Regions from separate parts of the Mus musculus genome. Here region 2 is linked to region 1. Evidence: chromatin loops called from intact Hi-C (ENCODE). Cell type or tissue: left cerebral cortex. All regions are shown on one strand. Links, peaks and the distances in the headings refer to the core of each region. The heading gives the core; the rest is flanking DNA. Region 1 has its middle 22 kb from the start of Tmx1. Region 2 overlaps Trim9 (tripartite motif-containing 9).

The links. Peaks named below come from ENCODE experiments on the same cell type or tissue, not always from the same donor. Only the 100,000 strongest peaks of a DNase experiment are listed, where the experiment ranks them.
Region 2: it touches region 1 in a loop (3-fold over the local background); 4 of 42 quality-filtered maps call a loop at or near these places.

What each region holds. Positions count from the first base shown.
Region 1 is chr12:70,425,630-70,436,702 of GRCm38, forward strand. No RefSeq gene overlaps it. Among named protein-coding and RNA genes, the nearest start is that of Tmx1, 22 kb to the right of the region's middle. In left cerebral cortex, for the core only: a CTCF peak has its summit at 5,104 (motif pointing left); DNase peaks (open chromatin) are centred at 5,094 and 6,049; H3K4me3 peaks cover 199 bases.
Region 2 is chr12:70,248,393-70,259,465 of GRCm38, forward strand. Trim9 (tripartite motif-containing 9) reads right to left here. Exons shown (of 14, transcript NM_001286388.1): 9 at 6,646-6,834; 10 at 4,051-4,092; 11 at 3,628-3,651; 12 at 2,565-2,868; 13 at 1-35. Among named protein-coding and RNA genes, the nearest start is that of Gm38467, 22 kb to the left of the region's middle. In left cerebral cortex, for the core only: no CTCF peak of the experiment used is centred there; DNase peaks (open chromatin) are centred at 5,792 and 6,120; H3K27ac peaks cover 1,211 bases.

The DNA.
Region 1 (11,073 bases), core at 1,910-9,909:
TGACATTTTGTGGTGAATTAATGAGTAACACTAGACTCATAAATTAATATTTCAATGAATTAATTTTATATTTATAACCTATGGGCTTTGACTACATACTTAAAAACTCAAGTAATTACAAAAAAAAAATCCATACTCGTTCTTGACCAAAAAAATGTAGGATTATTTTTAAAAACTATTACAGTGAATAGCTATATAAAATATTAATTGCCTCGCTGCAGCACTCGGGAGAGCAGGTCCTGCACCTCGCCTGGGCAACATAATAGAGCTGGCCCTGCTGGCATTGATCACCCTGAGGGCATAAGAGCAGGAGAGCTGGCCTTGCCCTTGCTGGCTGAAGCTTTGAGTGAGCTAGCCTGGGCAGTGCTAGAAAGCTTTCCCCGATGGTGTTAGTGTCAGTTCAAGAGAGCTGGCAGGCTGACCAGCTCAGCTACCTCCCAAGCCCAGATCTAGGGCTTTGAGTGCCCACCCCAACATCTACCCCATCTATGAACTATTGGAGCACATGAAGGGCTGCCAGTCCTACAGATCCAAAGCTGCAGGATCTCCATTGCACAGGGCAATGACAGGATATCCCGAAAGAGTCCTGGTGAGAATCCAGTATTGATAGTGTAGCAGAAGCCAGAGGTCCTATAACAGACCAACAATCATTGCAATGAAGATTTGCAAATAAAGAAACTGGATGAAAGGGTGCACTGTGAGACACACTGTGACACACCACAGCTTCCAGGATAAGATTCTTTTTCCTTTTGGAGGGGAGGTTGCAAGGGCAGAGGGAAGGTACAAAGGGACAGGGAGACGAGTGGGACTGGGGTACATGGTGTGGAATTTACAAAGAATCAATAAAAAGTTAAATTAAAAAAAACATGAATTGCTTCATAGCCAATTTATTTGGGTTATGAATTTAGAGAGATGGTTCCTGTGCTGGCTAGTTTTAATGTCAATTTGTCACAGATTGTATTTATATTTAATTGTGTACATCATACATACATGTATGTAAACAATAACAATAATGTAATAATAAGCAAAGAAAAAGAGGCTGTCAACTTGAAGAGGAAGGATGGGAGGAGTTCAAGGGAGGGTAGTTGGGCGGGTCTGGAGGGAGGAAAGAGGGTATGTACTGGCTGGTTTTGTGTGTCATCTTGATACAAGCTGGAGTTATCACAAAGAAAGGATCCTCCCTTGAGGAAATGTTTCCATGAAATCCAGCTGTAAGGCATTTTCTCAATTAGTGATCAAGGTGGGAGGGCCCATTGTGGGTGGTGCCACCCCAGGGCTGGTAGTCCTGGGTTTTATAAGAAAGCAAGCTGAGCAAGCCAGTAAGCAGGATCCCTCCATGGCCTCTGCATCAGCTCCTGCCTCCAAGTTCCTGCCCTGTGTGAGTTCCTGTCCTGGCTTCCTTTGATGATGAACAGCAATGTGGAAATGTATAAACCCTTTCCTTCCCAACTTGCTTCTTGGCTATGATGTTTTGTGCAGGAATGGAGACCCTAGGACAGGGTAGGAGTGATTTAATTCAATTTCCATTAAAAACATGGTTTGTAATTTGCCTTTAGGCAAGTCTATAGAGCATTTTCTTGCTTGATGATTGACGAGGGAAGGCCCAGCTCACTGTGGGAACTGCCATCCACAGGACTGGCGAACCTGGGTGCTACAAGAAAGCAAACTGAGCAAGCCATGGGTAGCAAGCCACACAATGCTCCTTCATGGCCTCTTTATTCGTTCCTGCCTCCAGGCTCCTGCCTGGCTTCTCAGGAGGTGGACTACAAGCTGTGAGATGAAATAAACCCTTTCCTCCCCAAGTTGCCTTTGGCCACAGTGTTTATCACAGAACTGGAACTCTAGCTAAGACAGTGCCTCCTGTGATCTCCATGGTAACAATAATAAAACAAGTTAACAGAAGAGGTTCCTCTTAATCACCACAGAAGGGATTAAACCCTTTGCTAAAGCCTAAACCATCTCATTAAACTAACACTAACTAAACTAACACCTAGGCAACTTTAAATATTTTTTAAAAAAGATGAATATACTTGAATATAATGTCTAATAATTAAACAACCTGGTTAACAGATTTGGCGCTAGGCATTAGTGTTGTTCACATGACATGGGTAAAATCCTTTTGGGGGAATCGGATGACCCTTTCACAGGGGTCACATACAAGCGATCATGCATATCAGATATTTATATTACAAGCCGTAAGCTTAGCAAAATCACGGTTAAAAAGTAGCAACAAAACAAAACGATTTTATGGTGGGAGGGGTCACCACAGCATGAGGAACTGTATCAAAGGTCACAGTACTAGGAAGGTTGAGGGCCACTACTATAAAATGAAATCTGAAAACTTTTAACTTCAGGATAATAAATATATGCTGAAGTCGCTAAGATCTATAGTAAGGGCAGGTCTTCTGGGGAAACTGCAAGGAAGAAAAGGGCAGCGCTAGTTTTATTATCCCAGCTGCAACTGTAAGAGCCGTGACTACAGTGTGCAATGAGTGCTGGATGGAGACAGAGTCAGTGTGTGTGTATGTGTGTGTGTGTGTGTGTGTGTGTGTGTGTGTGTGTGTGTGTGTAAATATTGGAAACACAGCATGTAAAGGGTTTGATGTTAGCTGTGCTTTCAGTAGCCTGGGATCCTTCAAGCAGATCTGTTGTGTATATGGAGAACTGAGTCATAGTTACTCTAAAGTAGTGGTCCCCAACCTATGGGCCGTGACCCCTTTGGGAGTCAAACGACCCTTTCAAGGGCTTGCATATCAGATATGCTGCATATCAGATATTTACATTACGATTCATAACAGCAGCATACAATTATGAAGTAGCAATGAAGATAATTTTATGGTTGTGGGTTGCCACAACATGAAGGACTGTATGAAAGGGCCGCAAGATTAGGAAGGTTGAGAACAACTGCTCTGAAGGCCCATAGTGTAGGGGTGAAATGTCCCAGGGCCATTTCTCAAAAATCCTGCAGTCTAGGGATCAAAAATCAATTCTGTATAAGAAAGACTTGCTGAGAGTAATTTCTATAAGACTACTACTACCACCGTGGGTGTGGCAAAGACACAGTCAGATTCTATGTCTTTTTGCTCCTGGCCGTGGATTAGGACATAGCTTGCACATAACTGAGTGGAAGCTAGTGAAATGAGGGCAGAATGACAAGGCCCAATCCCAGGCTTGTCATGCCAGGGTGCCAGGGGATCTGTTATATCCTTATAGTTCTTATTTGCCAACTGAGTGCAGAGGATCCCACACAGAAGCTGAGGTCCTAGCAGATGAAGAGGTCCCCTGACTGATGTCACTGAAGACTGTCCTCCAGGCCAGAACACCTTCTGCAGACCTCATAAAGCAAAGCGAATGGTTGGGTGAAGCTGCTGTCATCTTACTTGCCTGAATAATGGGGACAAGGATACACTATGTGAGCAAACAAAAACAAACACAAAAATAAAAACAAGTCAGGTATGGTAGCACACTCTTGAAACCCCAACCCTTGGGAGGCAGAGGCAGCAGACCTTGGTGAGTTCTAGGCAGCCTGATCTACACAGTGAGTTCCAGGACAGCAGGACTACATAGTGAGACACTGTTTAGAAGACAAGAACAACAAAAACACCACAAATGCACACATAAAACGAAACAGAACAAAAAAACCCTCCTCTTCTTTTGGTTCTTTTGCTAAAACTGTACCCATTCTGTTAAAATGGAACTGCCATTTCTGATGGAGAGGTGACGGCTCTTGACACTTATTAGGTAATCAAAGCACAGCTATTTCTCAGCAGGAAAACAAAGGGCTTAGGAGATACATAGAAAAGGAGAAAGGGTCTGAGAAGTTTACACATCTCTTTTGTCCGAGGAAGAGCAAGAGGAAACATAAGAGTAAGTAAACTTAAGAAACCAGTAAACCAACCAATGAGCCAGAGAACCAGCCTAAGACAGTGCCTGAGTCATGTAGTACTATAAAAACCTGCACGAATTAGAACCTCTTACATGTATGTATGGAACCCAAGACCTTGTATGCTAAGTTTAAACATTAATTAAACAACAATATGTAAAGCCAGATACATATGCACACGAAAGAAAACATTCTAGATCACCTTGCCTCACATTTATAAAATAGTCCCAGCCCACATTGCTTTCAAAAATCTCTCCCCTCCCCCCCATATATCGCAGTTATTAATTGCTATGTAGGAAATAAAGAGAAACGCCCTTTATTATCATGAATGCCTTCTGTCAGCTGGATGTCTTCTTAGTGTATGATATGGTTATTTGAAGACAAGCACCTTGGACTTAGAAATATGTTTTCTAAACAGTTCTGGTATTTTATTTTACACATTTAAATTGAGATCGACAAAATTCTCTCCCATCACACTGTTGCATGGGATTTTAAATGTAGGGATTAGAGAGGCATCATGGGAAAATTGGCTTTGGTTGAATAATTATCTATTTAGAAATATCAGTGCAATGGAAATGAGTGTTAGGAGAATGGTTAAATGTGGTTAGAAAGATGAGAGGACAGGCTGGCTTACTTATATGGCCGCAAGTCCTTTATAAACTCTCCATTCCATAGAATGCCAAGTATCAAACTCATTAATTTTTCATTGGCACTGAAAATATTATATCAGATCTGAAGCTAATATATGCCTGACACCAAACCATGACAAGGTGATACTCCCTTTTGAAAATAAAATGTGCCCCATGTCTGGACCTACAGAGATGGATCACTCATGACTCAGAGTCCAACAGCTCTGATCTGGATCCAGTCCCTATTTACTGATGCCCTGGGCATGTTGCACATCCTCTTCAGAGCTCAGTCTCCTCTTCTGGATAATGGAGATTGCCTATCGAGCTACTGTGTGGAATAATCACCCCGAGGCGTTGGCCCCTCTTAGTCTGCACTGTGTACCTAACAGACTTAACATAAACCTCTGTGCTCTGGCTGTTGTTATTCATATCGTAACTATGGTACAGACAGGAGACTCTCTGCTCATACCAGGGTCACTACTGAAATGACAAGTGCGTCTATGACATCTGTAATGTGATTTTAAAATCCGTTTAAAACCCTTCCTTAATGAAGCCCTTAAAACTAAGTGCAATAAGAAGGCCATCCTCTGCCCCCTAGTGGCTCCACATAATTAGCCAAGACAACAAGCAAAACGTTACAGTTATTATAAACAAAGGAATATTGTGTAGGTTTTTTGGAAAGAAACAATGTATTCATGATAAGATTCCTTAATTCCAGACACTGAACCACGATTACAACTTTTCTTTCTGGTATCCTATTGGTCCCATTCCATGGTTGTATTTAAATGTTGTCACCATCTCCAGAGTGATGAGGGATCTTTACAGCTTACAGGCCACATCTAACTAAGTTCCTTAGCTTCTTCACAGTAGGAAGTGAAATATCAACGCAGGATTATATTCTCTAAGTTTTCAAAATACAAATAGAAAAGATACTGATTTTTTTTTTAAACGTATGACTCCAGCAAGGGCTGAAGCAAGTTTATTTTTTCCCATGCTGCCTTTATACCATACAAAGTACATGCAGAAAGTAGGGTCAGTTCTAGGCCAAGGAACAAACAAAGCATAAACAAAAGTCCTGTGATCACTGAAGATACTGATTTTTTTTTAATAAGCAGAGTGTTCGTGAACCTCTCTTTATCTCTTAACCTTGGGGGTGGGGCAAGCCTGTGCTTATTATTCTTTAAAGTAAATATGTATTCCTAAAAGAATGATAGAATAGGTCACCAGAGAATCAAGAACAGTGTTTAGACAGAGAAGACAAGGCAGATAGATGTGTTGGGATTCTCCAGAACCTCTCTCTCTCTCTCTCTCTCTCTCTCTCTCTCTCTCTCTCTGTGTGTGTGTGTGTGTGTGTGTGTGTGTGTGGCAGTGGGGCGTGTATGTGTGAGAGAGAGCAGGGAGGATCGAGAGAAAGAGGAGAGGAGAGAGACAGATTGATTGAGATTTGCTGTAGAGAGCTGGCTGTCAGCCATGGAGACTGGCACGTCCCAGCAGGGTAAAAGGGTGCTTGGCAAGCTAAGGAGAGTGAAGAGACTAGGTTAGCTTCATTCCCAGTCAAAGCCTGAGATGCCAGAGATCTGACAACACAACTCCAGTGTGAGATTGGCAGGTGTGAGCCCCGGGAAAGCTGGTGCTTCCATTCACATCCAAGGCAGGAAAGAGTCTGTGGTCTACTTCGAAGGTTATTGGCAGGAAGATTTCTATCCTCTTCAGCCCCTTTTGTTCTATCTAGGCCATCAGGATGAGGCCACGAGACGTGGAGGGCAGTGTTCTTTACCCAGTCACTTAAGGGTTAATCTCAAGAAAGACGACTTTCAAAGTCTTATCAAAGTGCTCAGGGATGGAGCACTTGCCTCCCTCACATAAGGTGCTGGGTTCAATCTCCAGTGCACTAAACATGAAGTTAATCCCATTGAAGACACCTGTAGTATCTACCCATGGATCTGGATACCCATCAAGTTGGCTAAATAGTCCATTGTCGTATCATATGGTGTGTGGTGTCAGGTTCTGGATCGTTCTAGTAGCCCACTGTGATTGGGCAGTGAGGTAAGGGAGGTCAATAGGAAGGCGGCGATTCCCACAAGCTTTGAGTGTATGTCTGGATGTCCATCTGTGGAACCCCTAAAGGTCTCTACAAAGAAAATGAAATTATGACAGTTGAAAATCCCAATGTGGACTTAAGCTACCACTCATTACATACCTTCTCAGCACCTGTATTAGTCAGCCTTCTCCAGAGGGACAAAATGTAGAGAATGAATCCCTCTTTCCGTGTGTGTGTGTGTGTGTGTGTGTGTGTGTAAATTTACTAGAATGACTTACAGCTGTGATCCAGCTAATCAAATAATGGCCAGCTGTAAACAGAAAGTCCAGTCAATTTTATCACTAAAGTCATTGTTGCCCTTCACTGTATTCTGAGATGCTAGAAGCTGGTTAAATTTGTCGTGAAGAGCATCTCTGGTCTTTGTCAAGTTATCCAAAGATGCTAAGAGCAACCAACCAGCACCATCATTTTCCTTATTTTTCCTCAAACAGCCAAAAGTTTCACACACAGGGTCACCAAATCCATTGCTGCACTGCCTGCCCCTCGCAGTTGCTGAATTAGCATGCTCAAATGCATTTGTCTCCTTAAGTTTGTAATAGAGGCCACACCATGGGCTTTCAGCACTCTCTGAGCTCCCAGGAGAGGCTTCAGTAACTGTATCTATTAGCAAACTAAAAGGCTATTCTAGGTACTGAAAAGATTCATCTTTGTACTTCTGTTGCTCTAGAACCATTCCTGGTACCAAAATCTGTGTGAGCCAGGGTTCTGTAGAATAACAGAACCTATAGAATGAATATATATAAACACACACACACACCTGGGGGGGGATTTATTAAAATGACTTATAGGCTACGGCCCAGCTAATCCAACAATGGCTGATTAGGAACAGAAAGTTCAAGAATTCATTAGTTGTTCCGTCCATATGTCTAGATGTCTTCATTTAGTCAGTCTTCAGTATACTCTGGAATCCCAAAGAAGTAGGCTCTCATGCCAATAAAGAATGGACTGGCTAGTAAGGCAAGGGCAAGAAGACAAATAGCAAAAGGTTTCTTCTTCCAGCAAAATAAATAAATAAAACTAAAAAATAAAAAAAAGCAAAAGCCATCTATATTTAGGCTTCCAGCTGAAGGTGTGGCCCAGATTAAAGGTGTGTCTATCTCAAAAATCCAGATTAGAAATGGATCTTCCTACTTCAAATTGAGACCAAACCCCTCATAGGTGTGGCCTTCGTTTTCAGGTTTTAGCTATTTGAGTTGTAATCAAGTTGACAACCAAGAATAGTCATCAGAGGGCCACAATTCTTTTAGTTTCTAAATATTATCTCAATCTGTACAATCACCCACAAAATATTTGCTGTTGTTGTTTTTGTTTAACTAATTGTACTCATAGAAAACAGAGGCTCAGAGAAGTCAAGTCTCTTACTTGCAGTCCCACCGCTAATCAGTGAAGGCAGATTAACCTCACGCAAAGCTTGCTAACATGTCTTTGGACGAGAAGTAGTGTTATTTAGACTTTGATTGAGTGTTTGGGAAATTGAAGTAAGTACTGTGGAGGACGATGATTGTCTGTTAAGATGTCTTTGTCTGTCAGTGTGCACAAGGTGCTTGCTACACGACTCAGCCTCTGGTTCCAGACAGAGTGGGTGGTAGGACATGGTAAGACGGGCTTAGGAGGGACTGCACTTTCTTTCAGTTGCTCATGGTTATCCAAGAGCACTGTATTTGAACAACTCCCTTGAGATTTCTGTGCAATCTTGAGTTAACACGTATACCTCATTGAGTGTGTATCCCATATACTAACTCATGTACACCTCAAAATGGTCCAACACTACTTGCCCTAAGCCACTGGCTATTCACAGTGAAAGACGGGATTTGAGGTAGTGACTTCTCTCTTCAGGAATCGTGAGCGCCTGGCCATGGTGCCATCCCCACTGCCTATTGGTGAGCACTTTGTCATGATCTCAAACCACGAATGGCTTCAGAAGGACGACACCAGACCAAACAGCTCCATGTGAGGTTTATTGGGAGAGAGGTGCAAGATGGTGGCGGAAAGTGAATGGGGGGGGGAGATAGATTATGGGGGCCTTTCTTCAAATATGGATGATGATGTAATCAGGTAAAGATGAACGGTGAGCCAAGTAGATTCTGGGAATATAGTGGCTATTGCCTTGGCAACAGGTCTACGGGTATCACCTATGTGATGTCACGGGTTTCAAAGGTTCTGATACCAACATACCTCCCTTCTTGTTATTATAAAGAGAAGGGAAAAAAGGAGAGGGGGACGCCGATGGTGAAAAAGGTGCTGTGTCTCTTAAGCTGCTTCCTGCTGTCTAGGGCCATTGTCAATTTTGGGGTGCAGCTGACTTTCACCATCTGGATCCACTTGGTAAACGTTCACATCAGGTTCCTCTGTGGGACAGAGGCTGGTAATCCTGTAACAGGAGCTGATTGACCAAAGTGTGGATACTTTGATCCTTCTTAGTAGGGGGACCAAAACACCCATGGAAGGAGTTACAAAGATAAAGTGTTGAGTAGAGACTGAAGAAATGACTCTCCAGAGACTGACTCACCTGGGGATCCACCCCATAAACAACCACCAAACCCAGACCCTGTTGTGGATGCCAACAAGTGCTTGCTGACAGGAAGGATCCTGATATAGCTCTCTCCTGAGAGGCTCTGCCAGTGCCTGACAAATACAGAAGCAGATGCTCACAGCCATCCATTGGACTGAGCATAGGGTCCCCAATGAAGGAGCTAGAAAAAGGAACTAAGGAGCTGAAGGAGTTTGCTGCCCCATAGGAGGAACAATAATATGAACTAACCAGTACCCCCAGAGCTCCCAGTGACTAAACCACCAACCAAAGAGTACACATCACCATGTACTCTTGGCTGCATATGTAGCAGAGGATGGCCTAATCGGACGTCAATGGGAGGGGAGGCCCTTGGTCCTGTGGAGGCTCTATGCCCCAGTATAGGGGAATGCCAGGGCCAGAAAGCGGGAGTGGGTGGGTTGGGGAACAGTGGGAGGGCATGGGGGAGGGGAGAGGGGTGGGTGTTTTTCAGAGGGGAAACCAGGAAAAGGAGATAACATTTGAAATGTAAATAAAGAAAATATCCAATGAAAAAAAGAATAAATAAATAACCTATCCTGAGGTAAAAAATAAATAAATAAATAAATAAATAAATAAATAGATAAAAGATTCATTTTCAAACACTGCCTATTTCAACCTTGAATTCTCCTGTTTGGTTCTGAAGAATGTACGTAACATTCTTTCTGTCATTTGTGCTTAGGGAGATTTAATCCCAGGCAATTGACTTTGGTATCTGGTAAAAATTATGCTTTTAAAAATATAAGCCGGGTGTGGTGGTGCATGCCTTTAATCCCAGCACTTGGGAGGCAGAGGCAGGTGGATTTCTGAGTTCAAGGCCAGCCTGGTCTACAAAGTGAGTTCCAGGACAGCCAGGGCTACACAGAGAAACCCTGTCTTGAAAAACAAACAATATATAATAAAATCACATTTCTCCAAATGGTTAAAAAAATAGTTTGGTTAGATATTTTTTTTATTTGTCGTTGAAGGAATGTAGAAACAAGATTAATGAGGCAAGGAGCAAATAACACCAGGAAGATGACTAGGAAAGGTGTTATTAAAGGGAGTATCCACTTCCATATAGGGTTTTCGAAAATCCCAGAACTGGAGGTCTTACATTCCCTGAAATTCTTTTTTTTTAAGGATTTATTTATTATTATACATAAGAACACTGTAGCTGATTTCAGATGCACCAGAGGAGGGTGTCAGATCTCATTATGGGTGGTTTTGAGCCACCATGTGGTCTCTGGGATTTGAACTCAGGACCTTTTGAAGAGCAGTGCTCTTACCCACTGAGCCATCTCACCAGCCCCTCTTCCCCCCCCCAAAAAATTCTTTATGTCTGACTATAGCTCCTGGATTTTATTTCTTACTATCGTGGATTGGTTGACATAGAAACAGTATTCTTCTTGGAGGAACAGGCAAAAACCACCTTCTTTATGTGTCAGGACATCTAACCCCTGTCAGTTCTGAAGCACCATGGCTGCCAAAGATTCGATCTGTTTCTGGATAATAAGCACCGTTTCAGTCATTTCTTGAAGATCGCTTTTAAACTGGGAAGTGAATGTATTGTGTTGGGTCATGGAAGTTGTTATCCCTGCAATTCCAGTACCAGCACCTATGGATATTCCCATGGCGACCAAGAGTGACACGACCTGAACTGCCCTCTTATGTTGAGCAGCGATCAATATCTACAACTGGGATCGGCAGGGGCTCATTTCCCTTGGTTACTCCCAGTTCAGGGAAAAGGAGTACCAATGTGCAAACTCCTGACCAGCTGGCAGGTAGGCGATGATATGCCTGAGTGCCACTGAGAATTGACATGTTCCGGACTGAAGGGCATTGTGGCAGAGATGATATATCAAGGGTTATGGTTCTAATGCTGTCTAGGGAACTTAGTGTTCCTACAGGATGTGTCCCAGAGGTCTTAAAA
Region 2 (11,073 bases), core at 1,943-9,942, 180 kb before region 1:
CGATGGTGGCCCCTTTTGTGATCCCTCCTTCAGTTCTGTGGGAAAAGGGAAAAAGTGGAATGTCGTCGGCTTGCTTTCATCTTACATCTCTCCCTTGTGGCTTGCTGGACCAGTCTGCATTCTTCCTTTGCTTTTCTTTGGTTCTGAGGGTTGAACTTGGCCCCATGTATAGTAGGTGAGTTTGCCGCTGGCTTTTACCCCAGCCCTCTTTTTTACTTTTTATTTTGAGACAGCATCTTACCAAATTGTCCAGGCTGGCCTTGAACTCCATGATAACTCAGGCAAACCTTAAACTTGTAGTCTTCCTGCTTCAACCCCCCAAGAAGATGGTACTATAGGCCTGTCCCACCAGGCCCAGTCAAACCAGAATTTTGATTCTTTACATCCCTCCGTTGGTTAGCTTTTTTTAAAAAAACACATTTTTTTTGCCCTAAGCAACACTTTTCACATAAAAACTTAAAGCCTTAGATACACTATATACTACTTATATTTTGTGTATCTGTGCTTTACATAATAAAATATGATTTAGATTTTTTTTTGCTCCCCCAAATTCCCACCCCCTGCAGAGACGGCCACCTCTCATGACAGTCTCTTGTTTACTGTGCCTTGCTGAGAGAGAATTGTTATAAATGGACTTTCTGCTACTGAGCTACAGCAGAAGACAATACCAAGACTGAGCCCAAACAGCCTTTTGGCTACCACAGGGCATCAGCTCTGCTCTGCACTTAGCATGTACAGTGTGACTCTAACAGCATTTATTACAAAATGACTTAATCAGAAAGTCACAATAAAGAAGTACTTAGGTCGAACCCAGGACATATGATAGGTACTGGACTCAGAGCCTTCTGCTTTCCATGGAGTAGTGGAACTCACTCTGGAAAGATGCTAATCTTTCAGCACAATGACTTTGAATGAAGACATTAGATTCTCTCTGTAAAATGACAGCATTGAAGGGGATACCTTCCTGAGACATAATTATACTATAGGGAGTTCAGTGGTTTCCAGAGATCCGAGTATAAACACCACCTTACAAAGAACTATGTCTTTTGATGCAGCTGTTGACTGCAGAGCACCATCAGGGACAGATAGCCAGATCTGTCTTCTCTCATCAGTGTGAAAGCTAGCAAAACTGAATCCTATCTCAGCAGAGCACAGACATTTATAAACATCACTCCTTTCTTCTGCATGCAGAAGACAGACTGGACACCACCACAGGCAATCTTGCTATTTACAAGCCTGTCAGCGACAGCACAAGCGACATTCAGTTAGCATGCAAGATGTGTTCGGCTTCTGAAATGTGCGTCTCTGCATCGCCGCGATGGGGGTGATCCTATTTACCCCTGCGCTCCAGAATCAAGAGGCTGATCACAAGTGCACGGGTGATGCTATCAGGTAGCTAGTCACAGAGTACCCCCAGTGTGAACTGCTGAAGAGACCTGCTATCTGTAGCCACTTGGATTTGATATCAATATAAAATGCTTTGTGTGCTTACTTCAAGGGATAGCCAATAAAACAGACATGAATGGAGCAGGACAGAGGATGTCCGAGGGCTGGGAAGCTCTAAGAATCTACTGACTAGCAAAGCATCAGTGGTGACTGACAGGAGAAGCTGAGAGAGTGAGGTCATTATTCTGCCCCTGTTGGGCCTGCTTTTCCTTTGATCTCACTGAACATAACTGGATCCCCCCCACCCCACCCCCAGAGCCACCAAAGAGAATGTTTCCTGGGGGGGTGATTAAGACAGACCAGTGTCATGAAAAGACAGCTTTGGCCCAGAAACAATGAAATACATTTGAAGAGACTGCAAATAAAAAGGGAGATTATATAGGGTATATTAAGTTAAAATTGTCTATATTTTGGTGATAGAGAACATTACTTAAGGAGATAGATACTCTATTCCCTTTCTCAGCAGACTGGCTGTTCTGCTTCTCACAAGAACAAGTGAGTTCTCATATAAAGCTATCCGGACTGGCATCCCTAACACCAAGTTTCGCTAATGGCTTCTATTCTGAGAAGCGGTATTGCTGATAATAACTGTTAGAACAATGGCTTCCATTTCCAGGCACTTCCAACGGGAGACATTTTTGCAAATCTCATCTCATGTAGTCTTCAGACCTCTCCTGCATGGAAACATATTATTATATGAATTTGGAGAATTGACAAACCAGAATTCAGAAAAAAAAAAAAAAAAAGAAGAAGAAGAAGAAGAAGAAGAAGAAGAAGAAGTACCTTGGCCCAAAACACTTTTCTGGTAAGTCCTAGGTCTGGGTTTCCAGATCCTGGGTTGTTTGTCTATAATAGATATGCCCAGGGATTGTCTTTTGTGACCTGGGTGGAATTTAATAATGAAGGGCCAAGCGGAAGGTACACAACTCTATCTCTATGCTACGTGGAAAGCAGTAGAGTGGACTGAGCTAAGAGATTATGCAGCACAGGACTTCCTACTCAATAAAGACTGTGCGTCCCATTCCCTAATGCTGTCTCTATAATAGGCTATTGAACTAGGCTCCTCCTTTTCAACCCAAGCCACCATGAAGAAGGCTTGGCGTGGGGCTGCAGGGTACCTGTTGGTGTGCGAGTTGTTGTGCATGAACCAGCTCCGGTTATTGTCCACATACATTGCCCAAGCTTTGTCGTCCTTCCCTAACATCATATCCTTCATCACATCGATGCGAGCCACGCCAAATGCTGGATCAGGGTGGTTGTCATAGCGATCTATGGTCAGCTCCCAGTAGTGGACGCCTTTGGAGAAGCCGGTTTTCCCCAGCACCACCCGGTCATCGTAGCTACTGCACGTCACTGTCAAGTTGTCATTGGAGAAGATGATGTCGGAGTGGGCCGAGCCGGGGTCAAAAGCAAACCAAGCCACTGGGAACAACAGAAGGGAGGTGAGTTTTTAGTAAAGCCTTGGGATTGTAGCATGCTTCTGGGCACTGTGGCACACAGTGTCGAGTTCTCATGCTGCCATGCAGGAAGGAAGTATTTGGGGCCAGAGTCACCGTGAGTGAGCAGATGGGGCGTGTCCTGGGAGTTGAAACTCTGCACCAGGAACAGACAGAGGACACAAGACCCATTCAGCAGAGGTTACATGGCTCAGACTGCACTTCCAAACCAGCTGATCCGGGACTGAAGTACCATCAAGTCCCTTCATCTGGTGACTGGCAGGATAGTGTGCCAGAGACATAAAGGGTGAGGGATATGCTAGGGTGTCTGTGTGGCCCTGAGGCAGGGAGGCTAGATCTACAATCCTGGATAGAGGAGGGATAAAGCACTGCGTGAAATCAGGAAATACGCTTAGGCAGAAGCACGGGAAACTGCCTCTCGTGAACCAGGTTTCATGTGCAACAGTGACTTGCATGTAGGGCCGGTTGCTTCCTTTATAACTTATCAAAAAGCGTTACTCCTAGAGCTGGCGCGTAATGTACATGGTAGAAGCAGTTTGGACATTGGGTGTAGAGAAGATGAGGTTCTTATACACACAGCTGTGCCCCAACTTCTGCATATTTTCTACAAAGCATAGTCCTTTGTTCTCTGAGGGGTGAGAGTGCTGATGCACTACAGAGCCCCGTAGCCACTTCACATGCACTTCCGCTCTGCTTTTTGTAAGAGAGTAATGGTGTTCCATACCTGCCAACAGCTTTTTAATGTCAACTGTTGTCATTCCGGTGAAAGGCATGGGGGAGAGAAACAGGGAGCGAGATTGACATTGATAAAAAGCATGTTTCCTTTGATAGACTAATACCAACAAGGGATCCATTGGGCACGTTACATACACAACAACAGCAGGCCTGCCTTGTGCCTCCACTGACATTTACCACTCAGAAACAGTGGTTTGCAGTGATGCAGAAGAAAAGGGGATGGGGTTGAAATATAACATAAAAAAAAAAAAGACAGGCTTTTTTTCTAAGAAATTGAAAACAGTTATAGTGGAGTTAGAATGACATTTGGAGAATTTTATTGACATGACAAAAGCCACCATTTATTTTGCAAAGGAAATTGAGCATAGCAGTCACACAGGCAGAAGGTAACAATTACAGTAGGTATACTTGCCTAATTGAGAGTAGGATGCAGATTGTGTCTCAAAATTGCAGCCTATAAAAAGATACTACACATCAAGGCTATGAAGTGACAACTGGGTTGATAAAAATTATTTGCATTTGTTTAGAAAGCACCAATCAAATATAGTCCCCAGAGGCCTGATTCATGAAAAAAGACCAAAAAAACCCAAAAACCAAAGCTCCTTTTATCATTTTCTTTGCTCAGTATAAATTGCTTTTGTGCTCTTTCCAAACACAAAGGTCTTTTCCAAACAAAAACCTTTGTTTAGTCGACTGTAAATGTTGCGGCTTAAATTTTCTTTATCTTCCTGGCTCAGTTTTGTATAGTAACACTTGCAAACTGAGGAGGTCGACTCTTTTAAAGATGAGGACAAATTTGCTCAATAGAAGTGGAAGAAATCACCAGGTAGGAACAACTCTGCTCTGCGTCAACAGTTTACCGATATGCCCTAGGTTTGCTGGGATGAGCCTAAGGCAAACGGTCCGCATATAAAGGAGAGTGGAATCCAGTGCACCCACTAAAAGACGCCTCACAGCGATTAACAGCGGCATGACCTGAGTGTTATAAACATGAAGGTATTTCTTTTCCTTCTTAGTTTAGCTTTGCTACAGCAGCTCTTCTCACTTGAAGGATGGGAAGAAGGCTAGTGTAGGGGTGGAATATGGGCTTAGAGCTATACAGGAATGGCTTCTTGTGGGACTTTTTCTACTCTCGTCTTCCCAGCAAACCTGGCTGCCCTACTGATGAGAAGCCCCATCAAGGCAGAGAAAAGAGATTCAGACTTAAATGAACTCAGGGGCATGGCCTACAGTTCGCAGTGGTGCTGAGGCTGGTCTAGGAGATGTGAGTCTTTGGGGGAGAGAATCACGTTGTTCTGTTTCCAAATTAAGTGTGGCCTTTATGAGCTAATTTCTAATAAAGTAGAAAGGACAAGTGCTGACTTGATTTTACAAGAACTAAGACGGCAACTTGTTATCAAAGAGGCCCGAGTACACAGATTTCAATATTAGAACCACCTTCTGGCCTGGATTACTTTGTTCTGGGATACATCCGCTTTCTTCCAGCTCATGGTTGATTTTTATGTTTAATTTCTGCCAACTGTCTTTTTGATTTCTCCCTATGAATAGGAGCACAGTAAGTACGGAATAGAAAGAATTTTAAAAACCAAATTTAGTATCCAGGTTTGGAAGCAAATTTGTGGAATCTGAATAGGGCTTTCAAGATTTTTCAAATGAATCATGCCTTTTGGAGTCTTAAGAAAAAAACAAAACCAAACCAAACATTTCTGAACTCTTTTCCCATTAATTTAAACACAACATTGTACATTTAAGATTCAATGATACAGCTCGATAGAACCAGGCCATTCAATCCACCTGCCAACACCCAGACCCCACAGTTCATTTCATTTCATTTTATTCTTGAGACAGTGTACATTACAAGGACTGTAACAGTATCGTGGTACATTAGAGACAGGTAAAGGGCTTCATAACAGAGCATGTGGGAAAGCCAGCAGTGCACAGAAAAACAAGGAGAAACGTAAAACACGAGAAAAAAAAACCCCGCCACTTTTCAAGGGAGCTTGAAGTCCCTGCATCCTTTATTGCACTGTCATGCTGTGGCCTTCTTCATTCCGGGATGTGGGATGAACCAAAGGAATAAAATAAAACCCAAAAGAAAGGCTTGGAAACGTGAGATGTGCATCGTGTGTATCCATGATTACAATATAGTCCTGAAGAGATCAAAAGAGGTCTGCATTTTAGGAATTTGAAGATTCCGTTTGCTAGACAAAGCTCACCGCAAAGTAACATGAGTCTAGCTTCCCCAGGAATCAACGGTAAGCCTGGTTACATCTTGGCTGTGAGCAACTTTCTGGGGCAACCTGTTTTGACTATAGGTTCGTTCGTTGGCCATAGGTATCACAACTGAACAGTTTCTAATTTAGCCACCAGTGGTCCCTGCCCTTTGCTAGGAAAGTGATCTGCTGTAAGCCTGCAGTTCTGCCAATACACACATGGCAGGCTTTTGCTTTCCTTGCTCTGTAGGATGGGTTCTGCTCTCTGGCATGTCTTTGCTTTTAGTTTTGTTTTTATTGGTAAAGATCTCTTGAGTCTATGTTTAATCAGACCACTCCAGGCTGGATGCGCTGATCCAGTCTCCCAGACACAGCTGGTTTCCTGGATACAGAAAGTTACAAACCTCCACATGACAGCCACAGCCTCTCCTTAGCCAGTACCTGTGCCGTGCTATGCAGCTGCGTGTGATGAAGAGTAAGTTTTCCATGGTGGTACCAGCGGATGCAAAAAGAACATCGTCCCACATCCCAATTCCAATACATTCCACACACATGAGCACAGCTCTGGGACGGGTTGTTCCACCACACAAACAAGAATGCCAGGAAGCTCCCTCAGCCAGATGCTCTTCACATTGGAAGCCACAGACACAGATATGGGTCACCCCGTCACCACACACACACACACACACACACACACACACACACACACACACGGATGATAAGAACAACACGGGCATTTCAGAGATGCCTCCGAGACACAGAGATGAAGAGAAAGATCTGACAGCTCAGCTCACCCGGTGCATTGAGAGACTGTAAAGAAGAATGCAAACTCAGCTGGTGGGGTGAGGACCGGAAATCAAAGTAGGACCTCCCGGGGAAGCTGGGTTGTAGATTAAGGGTGGAGGAGAAAGGGCTCATCCTACGGAGCGGCAATCTTTCCGAAGGCACTGGAAAGGGGAGGGTCTGTTCTTCTGAGTCTGTGTCTAGATGTAAGATCAATGCAAACCAGAGATCAGAAACCTGCTGGCTGCCCATGCCAGGTTCCCAAAGACCACCTAAGCAAGCATTCACACAAAGCTTCGTCAGCCCCGAGGTACCACCCACAGGGATTAGCAAAACAGTCTGGCTGAGGCTGGGAACGCCCAGTGGGTCCGGACCCCCAGACCAGACAAGCATTCCAGCACCACTGGCAATCGTTTTATGGTTTGCTACAACTTTTAGTAACGGAAAAGCACGAAGAGGTTTTTCTTTGTTAAGTGAAATATGTTGAGTGAGAGTTACAGGTGCCCTTTACCCACTGATGAGAAAAATCAACATTTCTTTTTATTTCAGCTGTTCCTCAAGTTACTGTGCATTTAACATTGGTTTCTTTAAGGGTTTCTATTTAGGAGATGACAGCTTTTAGAAACCATGGGATAGTTTTCTTTTTTCTTCCTACTAGTACATTTTCCCCATTTCTAGATGGATGAAATTATTTTAATCCTGGGATACCCAAGACTTGATCTTTGAATAGAGGAAGAAATGCAGAGTGCCCTGGAAAGTCAGGCCTGACAGGCCACTTGGGAATAAGACTTCTCTTTGCTTCTGAAATATTCTCATCTCCTGTGAACACGACTTAACTCACCTGAGTTCTCTAATAGTGAACAGAATGTGGGCAGAGGGAAGGTGCATAGGTGTGAAGTGTCTGTTTCTTTTCAGAAGGCCTGCCACGCCAGTGAGGACTTGGCCACCAGCTGGAGCCCTGTAAAGCCCTGTATAGCTCAGTTCAATAGTGAAAATCCAGGAAAGCACAGGTGCCAGTTCAGGGTTCAGACTCCGAAGGAAACATTTTCTCATCGAAAAGATAATGTTGTTTTGGTGACCAGCGGGTGTTACTGGGGTTTGTTTTGTCTTGTTAGCAGCTTTTCTTTGTACATAACCCTTTGTGATCCAAATGCTACACTGTGTAGGTTCAAGCCTGTGTGTGTGTGTGTGTGTGTGTGTGTGTGTGTGTGTGTGTACATGTGTGCCTGTGTTTGAGAATGAGTGTGTATGTGTGTCTGCATGTGCTATGTGCTTGTATGTGTCCATGTGTATGTGTATCTAGAGACCTTATAAGAAGGGCTACCGCAAGTTTTAATACTGCAAGGAAGCATTTTCATTTTTGAATTTACAATATTAATGTTAGCTTTTCAGACTTTAGTCTTATCCCTGAGGGAAGATTTGATTTTTCTGTAAGCCAAATATCAGAGAAAAGGGTATGAGGCTAAAGCTTAATATCCCAAAGAATAATAACATACTGGTTCCTATTTAAACTTTATATAGTTTGGGTGATGTGGCATTTATGGTCATTTCTTTGCTCAGATACAGTAAATTAAAAAATATTATTCTTCACATCTATTTACTTGTGTGTGTGCAAGTGCACACATGTATGGATATTAGGGACTATCCTGCCAATTCTAGGGACTGAACTCAGATTGTTACAGTTGGTGGGAGGACCCTATATCAGCTGAGCTGTCTCATTGGCCCCCCACATTACTTACTTAAAAGGAAACTAACCTCTTAGCTTAATGAAAAGACTTGAAACATAACCACAGAGCGTCAGCAGACACAAGCTCTTTTGAGTTTGAGAAGACATTTGCCACTGTATTTATGTCAGAAAACTATTTTCAATTCACAAGAGTTTGCTTCAAAAGGTCTCTCTCACCAGATGGGACAATCAAGGCATTGCATAGCAGTTACATCATGCCTTAAACATTAAGGAAAGGTGATGTTTGGGATGCATAGAATCTCCAAACAGTGATCTGAACACCCATGGAAGGATGAGCTCTATACCCATAATTTGAGGATCAGATCAAAACCTATCTGAGGAGCACTCGCCCTTTCTATTTTTAGGTGAGGCTGAGTATAGCCATGAATATTCCTGGGATTAGTAATTGGGCAGTGATACAGGTTTTTTCCCCCCTAGTTTTATGTGGATTGATTGATTGCCTACCCATACACCATTTTTTTTTAACTCTTGAACTCGCCCTCTACTCTTCCATCTCTGTGTCTGACCTGTGACCTTTCATGCCCAACCCGATGGGATCTCACCCCATTTCTTCCCAAGCAAAATGAAGCAAAACAAACCATACAAAATCAAGCCTACCTTGCTATGAGAACTTTCCAAACAAATTAGGGGAGGGAGAAAAGACAATTTCCACCCAATTCCAATCAGACTAACAGGCGATCCTCCCTCCAGGACTCTCCCAGGGGCCCTCGGTGTGTTTGGTCAGTCGTCTACAGGACATTTAGACTGTTTAATCATGATTTTACACTGTAGTAGTCTTGGTGCTTAGATACTTAGAAATGTCTGAGGCGGAGCCATCAAGCTCCCTCTGAAGTCCCCTGGAGGACCAGTCTCCAGCCAGCACCTTGTGTTTGGAGTTATTGATTTTATGGCGTGGGTATAACTTATTTTGGGTTCCTCTCACCAGGTACTACCGAGGGCCAACTGAAACAGACCACTAGTCTTGCAAGCATTTGATGTCAGTCATCAAACCCCATTAAATTGTTCCAACTCTGAGCTAGATAGATATTCATAACCACATTTTAGCATATGGATCGTCTTTCTGGTCCTGCTCCTCTGGACAAGTTCATGTTGAGACTGAGAACAGTATTATCATCTCCTGGCTTAGCCAAAGCATCTTTAATTCACATCGAACACAAATACAACGACCGCAGTGTGCATTCTGTGTTTATACTGTGGAGTGCAGGAAGGAAGCAGAGCCCACTTCCTCACCTTCTCTCTCAGACACAACGATTGATCTCAACCATTGGCCATCAGAGAAGGCTCCTCGGCTGTTAACTATCGACAAGACAAGGAAGAGTGAGGCTCTTGGTTGTGATTTCTGGGACACAGGATAGGAAGCTAACGTTTGTGGTAATGATTGCCATCTTTATCGGACAACCACTAGAGAAAGACAGGGGGCATCCTAGGACATTGCTACTGCCTCATCATGGGCACCTGTTGTCCTGCCTGGCTGAACTTGATGGAATAAGAGCAGTTTAGTGGGAAAGACCTGCAGAAAGCTGTCCACATGGTGGCAGGCGGAGATTGCACTCACTTGGGGGAGGCAGTGTATGTGTGTGTTTCTGTGTGTGCATGTGCACAGGCCGGAGGACAACTACAGATATTCCTCAGGCACCCAGGCACTATTGACCTTGCATTTTTGAAACAAGGTCTTTCATTCACTTGGAGTTTGCTGTCCATTAGGCTACTCTAGCCAGCCCGAGAGAGTTCTACTTGTCCTGCCTCTCTCCCCAGTGCTGGTATTTCATGCACTGTCACCAAGCTTTTTTTTTTTTCCCCTTTCCTCTTTAAACTTGGGTTCAGGATCGAATCAGGTACTTATAGGGTAAGCACTTTACTGACTGAGTCATCTCCTTAGTCCTACTCAGATTGGTAAGTCCAGGATGAGAACTGCATTCCAACGCAAATGTGTCCCTCGAACTGTCCATCCGCTGTCAGGACTGATAGTTTCCTCTTATTCTTCCCTGCGCTTCTTTCCCTTCCCACTGGGTTCTAGATTGGAGACTCAGCTGATGGTAGGGGGCTCTGCTCTAAGGAAACAATTAAGATCTACCAAACCAAAGATCTACTGGGGACCACGTAAGCTCTTCTCTGACTCCTGGGATCGAGAAGGAAGGATCCTGGTGCTATGCCCTATTTGTATTTATCTCTTTTATTTTTTCATTGTTTGACATTTAATGAACAAATATCATGTGCTACAGAGTGCATAAGAATTTAGTAGTTGAGAGGCATGAAGCCGGCAGGGGAACTGACTATAAGAAAATAATCAAGAGAAAATGTGTCAATTATTATTAATAAGTTTTATACTTCTGGGGACAGTGTTTCTATTCTAACATGACTTTTTATTATTTGAAAACTTAAGCATTAAGTATTAGATGATGTAGAATAATTTGTACAGGTAAATTATTCCATTTTTAAAAAGTGTTTGTGTGTATTGTTGTATACAACATGTGAAAATGCCCACAGAGGCTAGAAAAGGGCATTTGGACCCCATGAAACCAGAGTTACAGGTCATTGTGAGCAGCCTAAAATGGGTTCTCAGAACTGAACTAGGGTCCTCTGCAAGGGCAGCAAGTGCTTTTAAGCACCAGGCCACCTCTCCAGCCTGATACATGGCAAGCTTTAATGTACTATTTTGGGGACTCAAAGGGAAAGAGTGAAGCTTCTTATG